Regions from separate parts of the Homo sapiens genome. Here region 2 is linked to region 1. Evidence: chromatin loops called from intact Hi-C (ENCODE). Cell type or tissue: mammary epithelial cell. All regions are shown on one strand.

The links. Peaks named below come from ENCODE experiments on the same cell type or tissue, not always from the same donor. Only the 100,000 strongest peaks of a DNase experiment are listed, where the experiment ranks them.
Region 2: it touches region 1 in a loop (1.9-fold over the local background); 2 of 110 quality-filtered maps call a loop at or near these places.

Annotation. Positions count from the first base shown.
Region 1 is chrX:45,010,198-45,012,697 of GRCh38, forward strand. It overlaps KDM6A (lysine demethylase 6A), which reads left to right. Exons shown (of 30, transcript NM_001291415.2): 5 at 764-822. Among named protein-coding and RNA genes, the nearest start is that of KDM6A, 140 kb to the left of the region's middle. In mammary epithelial cell, no CTCF peak of the experiment used is centred here; a DNase peak (open chromatin) is centred at 1,134; H3K27ac peaks cover 344 bases.
Region 2 is chrX:44,935,192-44,937,691 of GRCh38, forward strand. The region is part of intron 2 of KDM6A (lysine demethylase 6A); the gene reads left to right. Among named protein-coding and RNA genes, the nearest start is that of KDM6A, 63 kb to the left of the region's middle. In mammary epithelial cell, a CTCF peak has its summit at 985 (motif pointing left); a DNase peak (open chromatin) is centred at 700.

The DNA of each region.
Region 1 (2,500 bases):
GGTGTCACATGCCTTTAGTCCCAGCTACTTGGGAGACTGAGGTGGGAGGATTGCTTGAGCCCAGGAGTTTGAGGCTGCAGTGAGCTGTGATCGCGTTGGGGTGACAGAGCGAGACCTTGTCTCTTTAAAAAAAAAAGAAAAAAAATCATGGAGTTATATAAATATAAATTATATAAATAGCTGGATCCTATTAGGAGTCCAGAGGTCAAAGTTAGTCAGGATAAGTGTTGACACATGTCTTGTTTCATACTGCAAAAGGAGTCAATGATATTTAAAGCACAAGATGTTAATGCCTAGGTGATGATTGGCATGATGCTATTTTTCTTAAATACTAAAATTTGTTTTAGGTTTATACTGTGCATTTCCTTTGAATTCTAACTACCTTCCTGGCAGTACTAAATATAAAATTAAATCCAATTCAAGAAACAAAAAGAACCAGAGGAAGAATGTAGATACAAGCAAGAGAGAATAGGATAACATAGGCTGAGCATTCTCTTATTCCTGAAGAATAGATTTTTAATTTTAGATTTGACCATAGAATTTCTGCTAGTAAATATTTTTATTTCAGGGCTGGAATACCTCTCTAAGTTGATTGGAATCTGTGCCATCTGATCACTGTTATTTTGGTGTTTTAAAAATATATTGTAATGCATGATAGAATTTTAGGACTTAAAACATCTTGGATACCGTATTTTACAATAATAACATCATATATGTTAGATACAAGTATTTTTCCTAAAAATCTTTTTCCCTTCCTTTACAGAATGCTGCCTTTTTATATGGTCTTGGTTTGGTCTACTTCCATTATAATGCATTTCAGTGGTAAGTTGACATAAAACCAGTAATTCAGTCATTTTCAGTAAATGGCTTGTTTGCTTGTTTTGTTTGTGCTTGATTTTTTGTGTGTGTGTGTAATAAATAGAAAATTTAGTGTCATTAAACCTACACTTTTCAGTAATCTTTTGAAATGATTAGATTGTTCCTTGAAGGGTGTTGGCTCACCTTAGATTTTTAGAGTTGTATGTTTTCCTGAAAGAATCTAGTATAAGATTCTGTTGAAGAAGGCTTAGATTAGAAAGCTTTTTGGAATTTCTTAGTCATTCATTATGGACTGGTGTTCCCCAAGTTATTTGAACTGGTGAATCACTGTGATCTCAGAAGTCAAGATATGTGGGTAAATGGTCTATGATGGCTAGTTTTCAGACTTCTAGACAAGATTGACCACTTCTCCCTTCCACATACCAGCTAGCACTTTCCAATATCCAGTAACTAGGCACCAACTCATAAACTCTCAGTTCTCTGTAGAATAGTACCACTTCAGAGTTGGAGATTAAATATAATAATAGTAATATATAAGATTTTCTAAACTGTAAAGTGAAGTACCCTGTAATATTATGGCCTTTGCCCCATTGTTGTTTTTCTGTTTACCAGACAATAGTATGCACTAATGGGGTAAAAAGGCATATAGTTTTAGTTGAAAGATTGGTATTGTTGTCACAGCATTGCCACTTAGTTTGATCTTGAATTAAATAACTTCTCTAGGTCTGTTTCCTCTTTAGTTTGTTTATTTATTTATTTATTTATTTTATTTATTTATTTATTTTTTGAGACAGGGTCTCACTCTGTTGCCCAGGCTGGAGTGCAGTGGCGAGATTGCAGCTTACTGCAGTCTCAATCTATTGTGTTCAAGCAGTCCTTCCACCTTAGCCTCCCAAGTAGCTGGGACCACAGGCACATGCCACCATGCCCAGAGAGTTTGTTTTTATTTGTAGAGATGGGGCCTCCCCCTATGTTGCCCAGTCTGGTCTTGAACTCCTGGCCTCAGGGCATGCTCCCACCTCAGCCTCCCAAAGTGCTGAGATTTACAGGCATGAGCCCCCACGCTGGCATCATCATTTGTTTAAAAAACAAAACTACATAGCAGTCACTTGCCTTTCCTATAGAGTTTTGATGATCAAGTGAGATACAGTACATTTTATAAAATGTCAACCCAATGTAGATTTTTTTTTTTTTTTTTTTTTTGGTCAGAGTCTCACTCTGTCGCCCAGGCTGGAGAGCAGTGGCACGATCTTGGCTCACTGCAACCTCCGCCTCCCGGGTTCAAGCGATTCTCCTGCCTCAGCCTCCCAAGTAGCTGGGATTACAGGCGCCCGCCACCATGCCTGGCTAATGTTTTTGTATTTTTAGTAGAGACGGAGTTTTACCATGTTGGCCAGGCTGGTGTCGAACTCCTGACCTCAAGTGATCCGCCCACCTCAGCCTCCCAAAATGCTAGGATTACAGGTGTGAGCCACCACACCTGGTGACATTTTTTATTTTTAGTGTATCTGACCTTTTCAGAGTCCCTTCTGTGCTCCAGAATTTTAAGCTCACGGGTGAGTTCTGTGGGAGTCCAAAGGAAGGTGATTGAGTGGCAAAATGTTACAACTCTGTCATATACCTATTGGGCACCCTGAATACTTATTACAGAGCATTTACATATGCATTGACAGTGATTTTA
Region 2 (2,500 bases), 75 kb before region 1:
GTGATTTGTGGTACAGCATTTAAAATGTGTTCTTAAAGAAATCCGAAAATTGGTTTTGGAAAGAGCTAAATACACATACTTCTAGTAAGGCTTAGGGAGAGGGCAAAAGGGGAGCATAAATATAAAATATCAAGAATGAGAAAGGGATATATACACAGTTATAAATAGAATATGATGTACAGCCAAACTGTAATTAACTTCAGAGTCTTGATGAAATAGGTGGGTGGTGACAACAATACAAATTGTGAATTGTGATTCATAAAGTTCACGGTGGCGATGGGTACAAGTTTTCAAAAATTCTGATTTTTCCTTAAAATCTTAAATTATGGTATGTATTCCTTTAATTCTTACAATAATCCTTTGGGGTAGTTGCTATAAAATCTTCCTGTTTTATAAAGCACAAAGAGATTAAGTGACTTGCCCAAGGCCAAACAGTACGAAGCTAAAATTCAAAACCTAGCCCGTCAGGTTTCAGAGTCTATCTACTACACTTAGCTCTCATGGCATTAAAAAAGGCAAAGCATTTGGATACTTTGGCACTATAAATATCATTAGTAACTGCAGTTGTCCGCTAGGGAACTCTAGGCTAAATAGTCATTCAGACAAGTAAGACCTGATCAGGTCGCGCTTGGCATCATATTGACATAGAAGGATATTGCGCAGGAAACAGCATGCCAGCAGAGCAATGCCTTGCTCTTGCAGGATTCCTGGGGCTTATGTTTGGTCCATGAGTGACAGCTCAGGTATGTGAGAATGAGAATCACAAAGGTGGTTGCAGAGCTACTCTGGTGTATTAGTTTCCTCCTGTGGCTTCTGTAACAGATAACTATAAACTGGGTGATTGAAAACACAGAAATTTATTCTTTCACAGTTGTAAAGGCTAAAAGTTTGAAATAAATGTGTTGGCAGGGCCATATTCCTGGAGGCTCCAGTGGAGAATCAGTTCCTTGCCTTTTTCCACCTTCTAGTGGCTGGTCTTAACATCACTGCCTACTTTGTGTGCCTGAAAACTCCTGCTATCTTATAAAAGGACACATACGATTGTATTTGGGGCCCACCCAGATAATGCAGGACAAGCGCCTCCTTTCAGGATCCTTATCTTAATCCCATCTTTTTACCAGATAAGGTAATATTTTTTTTTTCAGCCTACCATACTTGATTTAGAAACACCCTCCCTTGCCCCATCACCCCCAAATAGGAACCAATATCTTTTTTAACAGTTTTGTGGTCATACTTTCCATGTTTTCTCTATAGAGATATGCTCAGTTAAATAGTATTCTGAGGAAATCCCAAAGCTGTGGCATCCTAGCAGATATTTATAGTTCATTTGCAGTTCTCTGACTCTAGATTTATTTCATTAATCAGGGATAATTTTCACCATAATCATTGTTACTACTACAGGTTGAGTATCCCTTATCTGAAATGCTTGGGACCAGAAGTGTTTCGGATTTTGGAGTATTTGCATATGCACAAAGAGAGATCTTGGGGATGGAACGTTAAGTCTAAACATGAAATTCATTTATGTTTTACACGCACTTTATATACATAGCCTACAGGTAATTTTATATAAGATTTTAAATAATTTTGTTAAACGAAATTTTGGCAGTGACCCATCAAGAGGCCAGGTGTGGAATTTTCCACTTGTGGCATCATGTCATTGCTCAAAACATTTTGGACTTAGCAGCATTTTGGATTTAGGATTAGGGATGCTTAGCCTGTAATACAACTGACATACAACCTTTATCAGGCTTTAGAAGTAAAGGATGCCAAGGTCAAATTTGTTCATAGAAGAGAAAGGTTTTGTTGACCCTTCGCAAATTATTTAGGATACACCATGATTACTATAGATTGCATTAGAACTTTTCATGATTTACTGATACTATCCTAGGCCCTGGGAGTAGCAGTGAGTTTGATGATACATTGACCCTTTTTTTTTTTAAAGTGAGGATGTGGCATTATAAAATTTATGTTTTAGATTTTGTAGATACTGAAATGATACTATAACCCTGAATAGTAGGGAGGAGATGTTTTCAATGGATTAGAGAAACATAAATTGTAATATTTTTGGTTAGGGGCAAATGGATTAACATGAAAGAAGGAACAGGAGAGTTATAGGCACACCTTGCTTTATTGTGCTTTGCATATATGTATATATGTAAACAAACGGAAGGTTTGTGGCAGTCCTGTGTATCACAAATCTATTGGAACCATTTTTCCAACAGCATGTGCTCACTCAGTGACTGAGTCACATTTTGGTAATTCTCACACTATTTCAAACTTTTTCATTATTATTGTATCTATTATGATTATCATTGATCAGTGACCTTTGATGTTACTGTTGTAATTGTTTTGGGGCACCATGAACTGTGCGCATGTGCAATAGTAAACTTAATTAATAAACATGTATGTGTTCTGACTGCTCTACCGACTGGCCATTCCCTGGTCTCTCTCCCTCTCCTCTCCTATTCCCTGAGACACAGTATTGAAATTAGGCCAATGA